Linked DNA regions of Homo sapiens: region 1 is linked to region 2. A link is an interaction called in ENCODE POLR2A ChIA-PET data of the cell type or tissue named here. Cell type or tissue: PC-9. All regions are shown on one strand. Links, peaks and the distances in the headings refer to the core of each region. The heading gives the core; the rest is flanking DNA. Region 1 overlaps MYOF (myoferlin). Region 2 overlaps LOC101927013 (a long non-coding RNA gene).

Region 1 (9,043 bases), core at 467-8,466, 340 kb before region 2:
TCCGCCTCCAGGCTTTAAGCAATTCTCCTGCCTCAACCTCCCGAGTAGCTGGGATTACAGCCACCCATCACCATGCCAGGCTAATTTTTTGTTGTGAGACAGAGTCTCGCTCTGTCACCCAGGCTGGAGTGCAGTGGCCCAATCTTGGCTCACTGCAACCTCCGCCTCCCAGGTTCAAGCAATTCTCCTACCTCAGCCTCCTGAGTAGCTGGGACTACAGGTGTGTGCCACCACACCCGGCTAATTGTTTGTATTTTTAGTAGAGACGGGGTTTCACCATGTTGTCCAGGCTGGTCTTGAACTCCTGATCTCCAATGATCTACCCACCTCGGCCTCCCAAAGTGCCAGTATTACAGGCGTGAGCCACCACGCCTGGCCAGGCTAGAAATTTTTTTAGTAAACCTCTTTTATATATATATATATATATATATATATATTTGTTTTTATCATCTTACTTTTGTTTCTCCTATCCCGTAAAATTTTTTTATCGATTAATGTACTGGACTTCTCTTTTGCCAAGAGGTCTAATCCCCCTCAAACTCATTAAAATGGGAAAATTCTGAGGAAGGTGGAGATGTTTGCTGGGCTCCTGGGAATGCAGCTGAGTCAACAGGAAGCCTGCATTATCAATGCATAGACAGGGTTTACGCGTTAGGCCCAAGTAATCCAGCATCTTGCCTCCTCCCCACCCATCCAGTCTTGCCCTCCAACGTGAATCTCTCTGCCTTCCCTGAAGTCCATTTCCAGTGCCCCATCTCTGTGCAGCCCCTACCTCTCATGAGAATGTGTATACTACTGTACTTGGCTGCCTGCTGTCGTCTGCGATTCCTTTGAGGGGAGAGGTTAGAGGTTAGAGGTGAGAAGAAAATAGGACCTTCTGCAGAGCTGGAAGCCAGTTTGAACGAAGAGGAAGAAATAGAAACGCGGCATAGAAGAAATCATTTCTTTTCTGAATAAAGAAGTAGGAAAAAAAAAAGGACAAACGCCAGAGCTGGGATTAGAGCCGTAGGGAATGAAGAGGTAGTGTGGTAAGACAGGCCTGGGCTGGAGAACAGAGCAGGAGACATAGGCCTGAGGAATCCCAGAAATGTGTCTCCTCAGCACAGTTGGCCAAGACTCTGAAAAGTTCCCTAAATATATCATTTCTCCCCACAGCCCAGTCATGGAGTTTTGTGGCATTTGAGATGATTGTCAAGGTATCATGTATTTTTGAGGAGTGTTATAAAAGAGGGCAGTAGAACAGGCTAAGTTCTCAGTATGGGAGGCAGGGCGCAGTGGCTCATGCCTGTAATCCCAGCACTTTGGGAGGCCAAGGTAGGTGGAACACCTGAGGCCAGGAGTTTGAGACCAGCCTGGGAAACATGGCAAAACCCCATCTTTACTAAAAATACAAATATTAGCTGAGCGTGGTGGTGTGTGCCTGTAGTCCCAGCTACTTGCGAGGCTGAGGTGAGAGAGGATTGCCTTAGCCTGGGAGGTGGAGGTTGCAATGAGCTGAGATTGCACCACCACACTCCAGCCTTGGCAACAGAGACTCTGTCTCAAAAAAAAAAAAAAAAAAAAAAAAAGGCCGGGTGTGGTGGCTCACGCCTGTAATCCCAGCACTATGGGAGGCCGAGGTGGGTGGATGACGAGGTCAAGAGATCGAGACCATCCTGGCCAACATGGTGAAACCCCGTCTCTACTAAAAATACAAAAAAAAAAAAAATTAGCTGGGCGTGGTGGCGGGCGCCTGTAGTCCCAGCTACTCGGGAGGCTGAGGCAGGAGAATGGCGTGAACCCAAGAGGCAGAGCTTGCAGTAAGCCAACATCACGCCACTGCACTCCAGCCTGGGCGACAGAGCCAGACTCTGTCTCAAAAAAAAAAAAAAAAAAAAATTTATCAGTATGGGGGGCAAAACAAACAAAGCCCCTGTGTGCTAATAACTGCTTTCCTTTAACATATATTATTTTTGCAGCCAAGTACGTTTTGACACCTCTAAAAAACTGGATTAGTCACGAGAGTTGTCCCTCAGAGACACCCTGCTAATTAGAATAAGCAAAGGTAGATTTAGGAGACATCATGTCCTCTCTCATAAGGGTCGAAGGGATCATCAAGAAGTTATCACAAAAACACCAGAAAGGCAACAGCATCTCTGAGAACCACTGACAGAGGGGACCAGGTAATTTTCCTTTTTTTAAAGGCATCTCACTATATTGCCCAGGCTGGTCTTGAAAATCTGGGCTCAAGCACTCCTCCCGTCTCAGCCTCTTGAGTGTTGGGATTACAGGTGTGTACCCCCATACCTGCTTAGCCTTGGATCTTCACATCATTTAGCTTTTAGATATCTAAAAGCTAGATATCTTTTAGATTGTCCCAAGTGAACAATTTTATTTAAATAAATGCTGGCCGGGCGCGGTGGCTCATGCCTGTAATCCCAGCACTTTGTTGGCGGGTGGATCACTTGAGTTCAGGAGTTCGAGACCAGACTGACCAACATAGTGAAACCTCTACTGAAAATATAAAATTAGCCAGGTGTGGTGGTGCATGCCTGTAATCCCAGCGACTTGGGAGGCTGAGGCAGAAGAATCACTTGAACCCCGGAGGTGGAGGTTGCAGTGAGCCGAGATCACGCCACTGCACTCCAGCCTGGGCAACAAGAGCGAAATTCCATCTCAAAAAAAAAAAAAAGCTATATTTGTTACTTACCTATTTCTCCTTTTCCAATAGCAGAAGTGGGTTTACCATGAAGCTTAAACTCCAGGGCTTTTTCCAAGACCCTGCCATGCGTTCACATGGTCACACCTAGTTTTGTTCCTGTGATCTCTACTTGGAACTCAGTGGTGTCTTCACCAGTGAAGCTGCTCCCGTGTTTCCCTCCCCAGTGGGACTCATGAGCAGAAACATGCCCTCTCAACCCCTTTACCTCATCAAAAAAAGGGTTGTTTCCTCTCTTGATTCTTGTTCGGTGTGTCTGGCCACAGACGTGAACTTTGACCACAGGCCTTATGTTGTTACCACTTAACTGTCGGCCCTCAATCACTCGGACGCGGATCTGCAGCACAGAAGGGGGATGGTTACCCAACCTTTCCCAGCACGTGGGATCCTTAGGATCCTCAGGTGTTGCTTCATTTCCTTCACCTATTAGGATTGCTAACACCAGGCCAGGGCAGCTTTGTGCTATACCAGGTGCTACCAATTGGGTGGAGCCACCTAGGGTCATTCCCAAGATGGGAACTGGGGTTGGGTTATAGAGACCAAGAGCAGCTGTAGGGATGAAATCATTCAAAGCCGGCCTGGGAAAGGGCAGGGCAGGTGGAGGTCACTGCTCAGACTCCAGTCATGCACCTGGTCTTGCTGAGCCTAGTGATGAACTAACTCCATAGCTGCCTTCCAAATCTAAGACAGGGCCCAGAGCTGCGAAAAACACAGTATTTGCGCTTCTATTCTTTGATTAGCTCTTTCCTTCTGCCAAAGGGAAGGAGAATTATAGTTTTATTTCTCTGGAGACCATCAGCTGGCTAGACTAAACCCACTTGTGCCTGCAGAAGAAAGATGGAGAGCTTTTCTTACTGGGTTTATACACTGACATCTCTCTTTACCGGTTGAGCCATTGTCCATTGGAATAGGTCCACTGAAACATCACTGCAATTGCCAGAAGATGGGCAATATAAAGATTAAACAAAGAAGCAGAACGCCAGGCCGTTGCTACCTGGAAGTCCTGTGGCTTATTTGACAGCATCCGCCGGCTGTTCTTTACTTTGGTGAGCCTCCGAGCAAGCTGAGCTTCCGACACCGTCCCAACTGGCCCCTTGGGCCCAGGGCCCCTGACTGCATTGTCCAACCTGTCTTCATCACCTTCATCTTCTTCCCCATCTCCTAAAATATCAGAAAGAAACCCAGTGAGGGATAGCCCTTATCCTGTAAATGTCCAAAGGCTCAGGTTTCCAGGACACGGTTTTGTCTGCCATTATGTTTTAAGTGTTCCTAAAGTGGCAGGTGAAGGAGATCCTCTTGGTGACACTGACTTGGGACTTCTTGTGACTTGGAAAAATTCTTTAGGAAAATGTGTTCACAGTACATCGGGGCTGTTGCTCAGGTTGCCTTCGAAGAGACCAAGAGAATGGCAGAGATCACAGGGACAATGAGAGGAGATGGCACCGTTGGACCCAGCCAGGGATTGCTGAGTTCTCATTAGTGTTAGGATGGAAAAAGGAAGAAACATCACGGAACACTGCAGTCTTGCAATGACAAGCTTCAACTCCATCCCTCCCACTGCAGATCTTCTCTCTAGAGATCTGCTCGTGATCTATTTGTACTGTTTCCTGCTTGAGCCTCCTAATTCACAACTGCTCTTTCCACCCTAATGGCAGAAGAGAAACTCTCCTCATTTTCTTGCCAAGCACCAAGGTGATCATCTTGCTCTTCCTTCCTCCTCCTGGTTTGTCACTTTAACACACACGTGTCCCCTCCTTTATCCCTCTACCTTCCCTCTGCACTCAGGAAAAGGTTTACCCTGCTCAGCAGAGTGAAAATCTCAACCCTCTGCCATGCATTAGATCCTGCTACCTCCTGAATATTTGCAGATCCTACTACCTCCTGATTATTTTCAGGCTCCCCAAATGTCTCCTCTCTCTTGTGTACCTCTGGGGGTTCCGTCTCTATTGCAGCTTTTCCTCTGCCTTCAAGTAGACACAGATCTTTCTCTCCCTACAAAACCAAAAACCAAAAATCAACTCTGCCTACTACCTCTCCTCTTTCTTTTATTCACGAGCTCTTTGAAACTCGCTGACAAACTTTAGCTTTTCTTTTCTTAATACACAAAGAGTTAGAACTTCTGGTAATCTGTACAATATAATCTAAGAGAGCCTAGAAGACAAGCCACCCTGTCTAGAACCCTGCTTTTGGATTCTGAAACTCCTTCTCTACGATGCAAGATTATGAAAGAGATTTAATTTCCAAGGACAGTCACCTGTCAGTCATTCACATCCTGGTATGAATGAGTTTCATCAGATTACTATGTAGCATAGCTCTTGAAATCTTGGGCTCTGAAGCCACGTGGCCTAGGCTCAATCCACTCCCCACCCTCCACTTTCGAGCTATGTGAGTCTGAGTAAGTTTCTTAATTTCTCTAAGCTTCAGTTTCTTCATTTGTAAAGAGGGGAAAATAATAGTATTTACCACAGGGTTACTGTAAAGGTGTAATTATCTATAGGCGAAGCCTTTAGCACAGTATCTGGCATACAGAAGCACCCAATAAATTAACTGTTTATTTTTTAGTTTTGCTGTGTAATCAGTTTTGGTTGGTGTCTTCACCTGCTTGGGCTGCTATAACAAAATACCACAACCTGGGTGGCTTTTAGAAAACAGAAATTTATTTCTCACAGTTCTGGAGGTGGGGAAGTCCAAGATCAAGGCACCGGCGGATTCAGTGTCTGGTGAGGGCCCACTTCTTGGTTTGCAGTTGGAGCCTTCTCTGCCTCCCATGATGGAAGAAGCAAAGGAGCTCCCTTGAGCCCATTTTGATCACGGCACTAATCCCATGCATGAGGGCTCTGGCCCCGTGACCTAATCACCTCCCTAAAGGCCTCACTGCCTAATATCATCACGTTCAGGGTTAGGATTTCAATGTGTGAATTGTGGAGGGACACAACCATTCAGACCACTGCAATTGGAAGGGGCTTCTTCTGGAGCACAGGACACTTCCTGGAACCAGCTATGGGGGGTGTGGGGATGGGGCACTGGAGCAGTCCATGGGCAGCACAGCAGGCAGGGGTCCCAAAGTGAGGAAGAGGCAGCCACAAGGGAAAAGGGGGCCTCCACATGCACTGCTTTGCAATTTAGCCCAGGGTGGGCCCTGCTCCTCATCATCCATTCATTCATGCTTCGCCCATCCTAGCCTGGCTTCTGTTCTTCAAAAGTCAATCACCTCTCTTTGCCAAGCTCCGTGCCCTTTTCTGTATCTCCATATTGGATCTTCCACAGCCTTGGACACCAGTGCTCATATACATATTTTTAGATCATTGCAGCTCTCCTCCCCCGATCTGCTTTTTCAGGTTCTTCTGTGGGCCCCTGTTTTTGTCTCCTACTCACTGAGTGTGACTCCCTACTCTGTCCTCTGATCCTTTGACTCAACACTCTGTAGATCCTCACTTCACACTTCCTTCAAGTAGCCATGGACCCACAGAATGTTGTCCTAGAAGGGACCTTAGAGATCCTTGATCCAACCTACCCTTCACCCCATTTTACAGACAGAAAAACTGAGGTCCAGAAAGCTAAGGCAACTTGCCTGTGGTTAAGTTATTAGAAGCTGAGCTAAAACCAGGACCAAGTTTTCACACTGCCTCTCTGGTATAAAACTGGGTTTAAAACCAGGCTGTAGGTGAAGGACATGTTATGCTCCTAGTACCTCAACATCTTTTTCAGGCTACTGGGAAAACCTCATGGAAGTCAAAGATAAGGAATCTTTGTCCTCTGCAAGATGATCTGGACCTCCTCTTGCCTATTCTTGAAGAGACTTCAAAAGAAGGGCTTACCTGCTGTCTCTCTTAGGGCACCTGGATCCAAGCTCTTGGAATCTTCTTCATCCTACTCTCTACCAGGTAAGTTCCTCTCCTTCTTAAGTTTCAGATGAAACTTACTGTCTTCCAACATGCCCTCCCCACCTCTTCCAGATGGAGTTAGTCCCGCTCTCTCCTACCCGCCACACATTGTTCTTTCTAGTCCTCACCACATAGTCTTGCACCTGCTTGTCAACCCATAGGCTTCCCCTACTCCCAGGCATTTCAGAAGCAAGGAGCTTGCCTTTGCTTCTTTGTTTCTGCCCCATGCCTTACAGAACTCATTACACAAAGTATATAGAAAGTGCTTGATAAATGTGGAATGAGTAAACAAATGGGAAGGGGAACAGGATCCCAGGCACAAATGTGCCTTCACATTTGGAAAAACTACTGAACAACTCTCAGGAAAGAACACCCAGATGGCTGAAGGGGTGCTCCTCCCAACCTTGGCACCAGCCTCGGGGAAGCACTGGGGGCCAGGCGCTTCCCCTCGGTAAACCTGTCCTGGACCGAGCAATGGCTGGGGCTGACAGCTGTTGGGTTCCTCCAAGCAGCGAAGACGAACTTCCTTCCATCATCCTGGGCCTAAGTGGTACTTCCTCCTTGCCATAATTATAGCATTTTAGGCTGGTGATTTGTACTTCCTCCTTGCCATAATTACAGCATTTTAGGCTGGTGATTGTTTATGGCAGTAAGCAGGAGAAAAAGTCGGGGTCAATCATACCCCTTTGCAATGCTGGACTCTGGACAAGTACTTATTACATTCTCAGTGGATGCTCTAGAATCAGCCTGCAGATAACAAAGAACGTCTTCTGCTATTCAGACTTTAGGCTAAAGGGATGGGTCAGAGGAAACCAGCCTAAGCCATGGTGACAGCCAGCCTCTGTGCCTTGCAGCAGAAGAATATTCAAGCAGGAAACCTCCCCTTTATGTGGCAGGAAGCTGCAGAGGATTAAACAATGGTACGGGCTCCACAAAGAATGCTATGGGTTCCACAAAGAATGAGGGGGCCCCTATGGCACTGTTAAACACACCCTGATGTGCAAGCTGTGTCATGAGTGAAATGCTAGCAGTTGTGCTGGCAGGCCCTGTTCGTGAGACCCAGGCCTGAATGTGATCCACAGCCAAGTGGATCTACAAAGAGCAACTCTTTCACAACCACAGAGGGCCACACCAAGTCAGGAATCACCCACTGAACAGGAAGCTGCTGGTTGTATTAGCTTCTGAAGGCTGTCGCAGGAAGTCCCACAAACTGGGTGACTTAAAACAATAGAAATGTATTCTCTGGCTAGGCGCAGGGGCTCACACCTCTAATCCCAGTACTTTGGGAGGCCGAAGCAGGAGGATCGCTTGAGCCCAAGAGTTTGAGACCAGCCTGGGCAACATAGGGAGACCCCCCATCTCTACAAAAAAAATTTAAAAACTAGCCGGGTGTGGTGGTGCACACCTGTAGTCTGAGCTATTCGGGAGGCTAAGATGGGAGGACCATCTGAGCCCAGGAGGTCGAGGCTGCAGTGAGCCATGATCATGCCCTTGCACTCTGTCCTGGGTGACAGAGCAAGGAAAGAAAAAGAAAGGTAAGAAAAAGAAAAGAAAAGAAAGAAATGTATTCCCCGACAGTTCCAAACCTTACAAGTATAAAATCAAGATGTTGGCAGAGACGTTCTCTCTCTGAAGCCTCGAGGGAAAAATCCTTCCTGTCTCTTCCTAGCCAGTGGCTCCCGGCAATCCTGAGCATGCCCTGCCTGTGGCTGCATAACTCCAGTCTCTGCCTCTGTGTGGTCACACAGCCTTTCTCCTTCTGTGTCCTCCCGTCTTCTCATAAGAACAAGTGGGCCAGGTTTGGCGGCTCACACCTGTAAACCCAGCACTTTGGGAGGCTGAGGCGGGTGGATCACCTGAGGCCAGGAGTTCAAGACCAGCCTGGTCAACATGGCAAAGCCCCGTTTCTACTAAAAATATTAAAAAATTAGCCAGGTGTGGTGGCGTGCACCTGTGGTCCCAGCTACTTGGGAGGCTGAGGCAGGAGAATCGCTTGAACCTGGAAGGCAGAGGTTGCAGTGAGCTGAGATCATGCCCCTGCACTCCAGCCTGGGCATCAGAGAGAGCCTCTGTCTCAAAAAACAAAACAAACAAACAAGAAACTACAGTCACTGAATTTAGTGTGACTTTATCTTAACTAATTACATCTGCAAAGACCCTGTTTCCAAATAAGGTCATATTCTGAGGTTCCATATAGACATGCATTTTAGAGGGCCACTATTCAGTCCACTAGAGAGGCCATCTTTTTTGTTGTTTTTTGTGGTTTTGTGTTTTTGTTTGTTTGTTTGTTTGTTTTTTTGAGGTGGAGTCTCACTGTGTCATCCAGGCTGGAGTGTAGTGGTACAATTTCAGCTCACTGCAGCCTCTGCTTCCCAGGTTCAAGTGATTCTCCTACCTCAGCCTCCTGAGTAGCTGGGATTACAGGCACCTGCCACCACGCCCTGCTAATTTTTGTATTTTT
Region 2 (9,043 bases), core at 329-8,328:
CCCATATAAGCACAATTAAATAGGGTTCAGTATTATCCATGGTTTCAGGCATCCACCGGGGTCTTGAACTACTATAGCCCTCTGACCCTTAAAATAAAATGGTCCTGTGGGATTGACTTCCAGGGCAGTAACATCTGGAAAAGCCATGGAGACCAAGTCCCAGGTACAGCGAGTGTTGTAAGAATGAGGATTTCAAGGACTGAGGAGAGTGGTGGAAACCAACCACCAAGCTACCCTAAACGCCTGGCAGCTGCAAGATGGAAGAAAAGAGGATGCAGGCAGCTGGCTCGTGACTGGGATTCATGAGAGAAAAGCCATACAGGTCCTGGTAGGCTGGGAGGGGCCACACTCATCCCCTCACTCCCTTCCTCATGCCCTCCCTCACTGCCTTATTCAATAGTTATTGAGCTCCTCCTGTGGCCAGCACTACCAGGTACTGGAGGATTTAGCACCCCTATCAAGGATTCCTTTCTTTATTCTCCCTAAAGGCCCCTTTCTGGGAACAACAACGTCTCCCTCTACTGCCCCTGCAAAAAACAAAATAAAATTGCCCTTAAGAAATGATCAATTAACTTTCACATTTTCTTGGGTTCAAATAATAGCTCTGCCTTTGGTGAAGTTTATGACCTATTTCTTTCTCCTCTTTACCCTCAGTTTCCTTATCGGGAAAAATGGACATATCAACAATATCAACCTCAGAGAAATGAACAACACATTGTAATATACATCGAAAGATTCTTAGCACAATGTTCAGCACCTAACCAAGGCCCAGTAAGGCAAGATACCTTTTACTTCTTGTACTTTTTTTCTTCTTTATTATTATTCTCCTTGTTCCCTGTTTTCTTCCTAAAAACTATGCCTCAAAACCCTTGGTCCTCTTTGTGAGAATTCAGAGGCAAAGGAGGGAGGAGGTTTCCCAGATCTCACTGAGGGAAGAGGCTGAGGTGGGAAGCTGCCCACCACCGTGGTCACCTGACATGCACAGGGAAGTCAGGGCCCTGGGAGGCTTTCTGGAGAGATCAAGGCAGAGTCGGGGCCCTTTAGGTTTAGTTCAAACCGTAGTCAGGATTCTGTGCTGTTGTTGCTGCTCCGCCAGCCTGCACATCACCCTCACCGCACTTGTTTTCTCTTGTTTAATTGCTCATCTCCTCCACTAGAAGGCAGGAACTCTGTGGGTTTAGCTTTCTTTTTTATTGTTTTGTTTTGTTTTGTTTTGTTTGTTTTGTTTTGAGACAGTCTTGCTCTTGTTTCCCAGGCTGGAGTGCAATGGCGCGATCTCAGCTCACTGCAACCTGGGCCTCCCAGGTTCAAGCGATTCTCCTGCCTCAGCCTCTCAAGTAGCTGGGATTGCAAGCATGTGCCACCATGCCCAGCTAATTTTTGTATTTTTAGTAGAGACGGGGTTTTACGATATCGGCCAGGCTGGTCTTGAACTCCGACTTCAGGTGATCGATCCACCTGCCTCGGCCTCCCAAAGTGCTGGGATTATAGGCGTGAGCCACCACGCCTGGCCTCTAGCTTTCTACTGAATGCCCAGTGCCACAAGCACCACGCATGGAGAACACGCTTAAACGTTTGTTGAATAAACAAACTGGGACAACTATGCTGAGTAAGAAATAAAATTCATTTGCTCGTAGTAAAAAAAAAAAAAAAACAAATCCAGTGTTTACTTAGCTCTAATCTGAGCAACATAATTATAGTCAAAGGTTGGATGATAGACTCACCACTTAAGCAAAGCCTGTGTCCATCATTACGCACTTTCATGTTGGCCCATGAGAGTAGCAAAAGAAAATGCTGGATGCTGTTTTCTTGCAGAGCTTTAACCATCAGCTCCTAGTGCTGACACTGTCATTTGAGACAGCCCTCTGAAATCCAGCTCCACTTCAGGAAATGGCCAAAAGGATGCCAGCTCTGGGCTGTGTTTCTTCAGTGTTCTGGGATTTACCCTCACACTAAAGTGGAAGTGCCTATTACACAGGCCTGGGGTTGAGCGGGTGTAGTTTCGGTCAGGAAGCCATTCTAGTCTGTTCTCCTCACTCCTCAGGCCTGGTGTCCCCTCTCATTCCCTGCCTCGCCCCAGTTATTCTGACAGCCTCAGGAGGGCGCTCTTATATAAGCGGCACCGTGGGTAGTAGGATACATACTGGAATAGTAACAGCTTTCTATGGGCTAACTACTTTCTTACATTATCTCGTGTCCTTTTTAAATTTTATTTTATTTTAAGTTCTGGGGTAAATGTGCAGGAGGTGCAGGTTTGCTCCATAGGTAAATGTGTGCCATGGTGGTTTGCTGCACCTATCAATCCATCACCTAGGTATTAAGCCCAGCATGCATTAGCTATTTATCCTGATGCTCTCCCTCCCCCCGCCTGCCCTCCACAGGCCCCAGTGTGCGTTGTTCCCCTCCCTGTGTCCATGTTCTCATGGTTCAGCTCCCACTTATAAGTGAGAACATGCAGTATTTGGTTTTCTGTTCCTGTGTTAGTTTGCTGAAGATAATGGCTTCCAGCTCCATCCATGTCCCTGCAAAGGGCATCTCATGTTCTTTTCACAGTGATCCTGTAAGAGAAACACTAGTATTATTTCCATGCTATATATGAGGAAACTGAGGCTGAGAGACAATGAAAACTTGCCCAAGGTCACTCAGCTGCTAAATAGCAAAGCCAAGACTTGAGTTGTAATCTTCACATTAGGCTGCATCCTAGTGTTTTGGTGTGACCCAAAGACTCCTCCAGGTATCCCCAGAGAGCCTCCAGAGCCAGAGCATGGTCAGCCTCAGTCGTTTCCTTGTTCTAAACATCATATAAGCAAACAATACCATGCAGACTTTTTTTTTTTTTTTTTTTGACAGAGTCTCTCTCTGTCACCCAGTCTGGAGTGCAGTAATGCAATCTCGACTCACTGCAGCCTCTGCCTCCCGGTTTCAAGTGATTCTCCTGCCTCGGCCTCCTGAGTAGCTGGGATAACAGGCGCCTGCCACCACACCTGGCTAATTTTTGTATTTTCAGTAGAGACGGGGTTTTGTCATGTTGGCCAGGCTGGTCTCGAACTCCTGACCTCAGGTGATCCGCTCACCTCAGCCTCTCAAAGTGCTGGATTACAAGTGTGAGCCACCGCGCCTGGCCCCATGCAAATACTTCACACAATATGTGCTTCACATAGACAAGAATTCAAGAACTGTCTATAAGTTTATATACATCAAAAATAAGTCACATGAAAAATATTTTTGGAAACAGACAGAAGTCAGTTTGAAGCCAAAATATATTGTCTTGGACGAGTCTAACCTCTGTAAGCTTCAGTGGGGATAATGCCTTGCTCACACGGCAGGTGAAATGATCAACAGAGACAATGTATGGGAAGCACCTGGCCTGCAGGGGGCCCAGCAAGCATGGGTTCCTTTGTCTTCTTTGCTGCACTGCTGGGAGCAATAGGGGCAGTGTTGAATGTGAGCCAGCAGTAGGCTGGTGCAGAAGCCTTGTGCTTCTCTGCTGTTAACACCCATTTCTGCCCTGGACCCTCAGGGCACTAATCCTATGGTCATAACCAGTTTCCTCATTGCTTTGCTATTTTCTGCGGTCACATTCCCAGCTTCTTGGGTCATCATTCCTACAGAAACCAATGGGTGTAACACAGGCCATAAGTCACGGGCAGCAATGGAAAGCTCTGAGTTCTTCCAGAACGACAGTATAAAGCCAAACAAAACAAAACAGATCCCTTCTAAAGGGATAAGACAAAAGCAAAAAGGCTGAAATCCAACATCATGAAGTTCAAGTTTCCAAAGCATGAACAGATTAGTTGCATGATTTTCCTCTTAACTTCAGAATCTTAAACCAAAAAACTAAAACAAAACAAAAGCAGTTAATAACTTCCTCGAAAGAATGAAGAAGTATCTTTAAAAAAAAAAAAAAAGGAACTGCAGACCAGCCTGGCCAACATAGTGAAACCCCGTCTCTACTAAAAATACTATATATATATATAATATATATATTAGCCAGGCATGGTGGTGGAGGCCTGTAGTCCTAGCTACTCGGGAGGCTAAGGCAGGAGAATCGCTTGAACCCAGGAGGCGGAGGTTGCAGTGAGTTGAAATCACACCACTGCACTCCAGCCTCGGTGACACAGTGAGACTCTGTCTCAAAAATAAAAATAAATAAATAAATAAATAAATAAAAACCTGCTAAGAACTATCTTGGGAGTGATTCAGCCATAAAGAAGAAGAGGAAGATAGAAGAGTAATCATATTTTCAACTTTATATTCCAATAACCATGCCCCGCTCTAGGGCAATACCTCTTAGAGCCACTGCTTTTCCTTAGTACCACCCCCAAATATATTTTCTGGCTAGATTATTTCCACCTTGCCCATGACTTAGAATTATCCTTTTTTTTTAATTCCCTAACAAACTTCTTTTCTTGAGTAGATTTCTATTCAAGTCTAGCCAGTAAAAAGGGTGGCCTTCCATGACCTTGCCTAAATTTTTGGTGCTTAGTTCTGATAAAATTCAAATATATTTCCAGAAAAAAATGCTAAGTCATTAAGATCATACCTTATTAAAAATATTCTGGGATAATTTTATTCTGCATTCTTTTTTTTTTCTTTTTTTTTTTTTTTTTTGAGATGGAGTCTCGCTCTCTGGCCCAGGCTGGAGTGCAGTGGCACGATCTCAGCTTACTGCAACCTCCGCCTCCCGGGTTCACGCCATTTTCCTGCCTCAGCCTCCTGAGTAGCTGGAACTACAGGCACCCGCCACCATGCCCAGCTAATTTTTTGTATTTTTAGTAGAGACGGGGTTTCACTGTGTTAGCCAGGATGGTCTCGATCTCCTGACCTTGTGATCCGCCTACCTCAGCCTCCCAAAGTGCTGGGATTACAGGCATGAGCCACCATGCCCGGCCTGATTCTGCATTCTTTTGGCTTAAACTTTACCATGTGCATTTTGGTTAACTGCAGTACATGTACCTAGCATGCCCCGAATTGGAAAACAAACTCTTTCTAAGCCTCTGTGTTTAAAAATTATTTCTCCTTTCTGGGGAGAGAAATTAGGAAGCTATAGAATGTTAGTGCTATAAAGATAAAGAAACTGAGGCCCAAGGAAATGAAATGCCTTGTTCAAGCCCACAGAGCCTTTCTACAGTTCTTCCCAGAGGATATCTGTCAATTTATTTTGGATTCCTGTATGAAGAGCATTCAGCTTCCCCGAGTTAATGGATTATTGACTGATGTTCAGAAAAATGCATAAAGAGGTTCGCAGTGTTTCCACTGTGAGAAACTCTTTTACTCCTTCTCAGTGGGGGTGCTAAGAGCATTTGGGGCAGGACAATTCTTCATGCAGAGGTCCTAAGAGTTTCAGGATGTTAGCATTTCCAGTCCAACAATGGTAAGTCTAGCATTTCCAGTCCACCTAATGGGAATTCTAGGATCACAACAAAGAGAATCCTCACTCTCCTCCCTACCCTGTCTTCCCCTGGGTCTTCTATAATACTCTCCTCAAAAATAATAATTCTTTTTTTTTTTTCAAAGTTTCTTGAGCATCCAGAAATAGCCACGAGTGATGTTTATTCATTCACTAGCTTCAGGCATATGGTGCAAGATGAAGCAGGAGGCAACTAGGCCCAGTGTTTTCAGAACTCCTCAGGACACCCAAACAGCTATTTGCTACTTACTTTGGGAGGTGCAAGAACCTGCTTAACACTTTCCTTGTCTTTATGGTAATCACTCCCCAGTAGGAGTGCTGGCAGGGGCTGCTTACATGACAGGATCTCCAGAGATTACCCAGCCCAAGAACTTCCTTTGAAAATCAGAGCCTAAATGTGAAGCGTTGAGCCCAAGGTCAAACAGCTCATCTATTGCAGAACCAGATCTTGGCATAGTCTTTCTTCTAGTCCCAGAGGCAGCCTTCCCTTATGCGACAGCTTTTCCAAGGGTTATGCTGGTTATGTAACTAGACTACTCAGGGTTCCAACACCAATCGCCTCATAGGAGTTCTGTACTCAGGCAGTTATTGCCTGCTCCTGTGTGAATAAGATCAGATTACCTTTGCTCCAGGAAATCACTCCGATCCAAGGAGATGGTGCTGTGGAGCGATTAAGAGCATGTGACACTAATGTCTGAATGCCTCACTTTCAAGCCAGCACAGCCTCTTATTCTTGGGCAAGCTGCCTAGCCTCTCCATGCCTCAGTTTGCTCATATGAAAAATGGGGGCAAATTAACCAAACTATGTTACAATAATTAAATGAGGTAATTATTCTAATGCACCTACCGCAGGGTCTGGCACATTATAAGGATGTGTTAAAGGTTGGTTATTGTTGTTGTCGTCATTGTCATTGTCATCATCATCATGAATTACATTGTTTTTCCTTTGCTGGGAATTGAACCAGGGAGAGAAAGCAGGGCTGGTTCATTTTCTCCCACCAGCATGAGCCAGAGGAGGCGCTTCCCTTGGGGACATAAGCAATAAACTCCAATCAATGGTTAATTCAGGTTCTGCTTGAGTTTAAAGGCAGGTATAGAAATGTATAAATTCAGCATACTTAACTTTGGTAATAAAAATTAAGAAAAACTCTATTTTTTAAGAGCAAAGTACCAGCCCACATCTCTAAACTAACTTTTCTCTTTTATAAGACCATTTTAACTGTTTCTGCTAGGTAATGATCATTTAATCAAGGGCATAAAAAGATAAATAAATTGTGGGTACTGCCTTCAAGGAGGCTTTCTTAAATATTTATTTTTTAATTGACAAATAATAAGTGTACATATGCATGGGGCACATAGCGATGTTTTGATACATCAGGGTAATCAGCATATCCATCATCTCAGATATTTATCATTTCTTTGTGTTGGGAACATTCAATATCCTCTTTCTAGCTATTTGAAACTCTATTATTGTTAACTATTGTCATTCTACAGTGGTATAGAACGCTAGAACTTATTCCTCCTATCTAGTTGTAATTTTATGTCCTTTAACAAAACTTTCTGTATGCCCTCCACCTCCCCCTACCCTTCCCAGCCTCTAGTATCCTCTGTTCTACTTTTTACTCCTATGAGATCAACTTTTTTAAGCTTCCACGTATGAATGAGAACATGTGGTGTTTAACTCTCTGTTTTTGGCTTATTTCCGTTAACATAACGTCCTCCAGTTCCAACATCCATGTTGCCATGAATGGCAGGATTTCACTGTTTTTTAATGGCTAAATAGTATTCCATGGTGTGTATATGCTACATTTTCTCTATCTATTCATCTGTTGTTGGACATCTAACTTGATTCCATATCTTGATTATTGCGAATAGTGCTGCAGTAAACATGGGAGTGCGGAGGTCTCTACAAGGAGGCTTTTAAAGGCAGAACTTGCCGCCTTTCTTCCCATTCGCTTGGGTGTCATTCCGTGACAGGTTTGGAATCTTGATAAACTAAATAGAGCCATGGCTGAAATTCTCCTTGTTTCACTAGCCCTCCTGCTTCCTTCCCTGCAGACCACCATTCCTAATGGGATGGTTCCCCAGGCTTCAAGCTCTTCCCAGTTCTCTTTAAGCCCGGTCAGCTGCTTTCTGCTGAAGAGTGGAAGGATACATTCAACATGTTTTTAAATTTTCTGTATCCTGATGCTTTGACACCTGGGGCTGTGCTGATGACCCTGGAGGGACTGCCACTCCCAGGGTTAGCCAATTCCGAGAAACAGTAAATGACTCACGTGGGAGGGCGCACCTTTCCTATGCAAACCAACCGATCCAGTATCCATACCCCCAATCACTTCCTTTATTGGGCCGTCTCTCGGGGCCACCATCCACCTACTCTAATCACCCCAGGGCCAGTAACAGACAACTAGGGACAGTCCCTGTGCCCCAAAGTTCACTGAACTTATTCAAAGGAGCCAATCCTGAGCCTGTTTACCCTGTCTTGCATTACCATTCCTGCAGAAATCACAATAAAGGCTCTTGTCTGCATTTTCCCCTTGCTCCCTCGGGCCCCTGACCAGCCCTGATGCTTCCCCATATGCCCCCACTGCATGACAAGCTGTGCCTCCTGTTTTATACCCATGGGGAACTCTCTAGAATTTCATAGGGAGCTTTTAACAGCCATACCCTAGACCAATTAAATCAGAACCTCTAGGAATGTGACCCAAACTTTAAGTATTTTTTTTAATTCCCCAGGTGATTCGAAAGTGTAGCCAACTTTGAGAATGGGTGCTTTAAAACATCCCCATCGACGTTTTCATAGTACACATTTCTAAGTTAAAAAATCTTTCCCATAGTAATCTCCAATGTCTTCCTTCAAATACTAAAAAATGTGGAGGGTACTTTAACTTAGAATCTTACCCTCTCCCCTATCTGCTGCCACTTATATCTACATTTATGCCTCAATTGCATAATTATCCATGAGGGAGATCAGATTTTGCCAATAAAAAAGATTTTACCCAAGACAGTGAGGAACTTTTGGTGAAGAAGGGGTTAAGATGATAGCCAGCCCAGTTGCATGCTGGGAATTGTAGTACAATAGTAGCGCCCAGCCAGTGAGGTGCTACCAGCTCCGAAGCAGCTCACGGTATCCCTCATTCCACACAGCCCATCAGAGAGGCAGTGTCCAGCAGTGGCTAATGCTGTGGACATCAGAGCCAGGACACCTAATTTCGATACCAGCACCACCTTTCACTAGCTACAGGACCCTGGGCACACGACTTAACCTCCTGACCCTCTGTTTCCTTTTCTGCTAATATAGGGGAAATAATAGTAATATCTATCTAGCCCATGGGATTGTTATGAGGATTAAGTGAGTTAATATGGGTAAAGTGCTTTAGAATGGCAGCTGGCACATAATACGCATTTTATAAGAGTCAGCTTTCATTATTATTACTTCTCAACCCCTTTCTTGGCCCAAGTTCTATTCTCATGGACTATAAAAGGTGAAAATCCCCTGATTCCACAGTTAGAACATGCGAGTTTAGCTGTCCTTGGAGAAAGTATTCATATCTATTTGTCTAAATTGTCTTCTGGTCATTTCTCTTTAAAACCATAAGGTTGAGTTAGGGGCAAGGGCCAATGATATTAGCT

Evidence for each region. ChIA-PET counts read pairs that join two places held together with the same protein. Peaks named below come from ENCODE experiments on the same cell type or tissue, not always from the same donor. Only the 100,000 strongest peaks of a DNase experiment are listed, where the experiment ranks them.
Region 1: POLR2A ChIA-PET joins it to region 2 with 10 read pairs; 2 of 35 experiments call an interaction of 5 or more read pairs at or near these places.

What each region holds. Positions count from the first base shown.
Region 1 is chr10:93,405,881-93,414,923 of GRCh38, forward strand. MYOF (myoferlin) reads right to left here. Exons shown (of 54, transcript NM_013451.4): 6 at 3,693-3,859; 7 at 2,907-3,035. Among named protein-coding and RNA genes, the nearest start is that of MYOF, 72 kb to the right of the region's middle. RefSeq lists an enhancer at 826-1,325. In PC-9, for the core only: no CTCF peak of the experiment used is centred there; no DNase peak of the experiment used is centred there.
Region 2 is chr10:93,743,550-93,752,592 of GRCh38, forward strand. It overlaps LOC101927013 (a long non-coding RNA gene), which reads right to left. Exons shown (of 3, transcript XR_246160.5): 2 at 6,258-6,435; 3 at 2,197-2,558. Among named protein-coding and RNA genes, the nearest start is that of LGI1, 9.9 kb to the right of the region's middle. RefSeq lists enhancers at 2,455-3,206, 5,553-6,535. In PC-9, for the core only: CTCF peaks have their summits at 2,058 (motif pointing right) and 3,348 (motif pointing right); DNase peaks (open chromatin) are centred at 3,542 and 6,002; H3K4me3 peaks cover 299 bases; H3K27ac peaks cover 3,593 bases.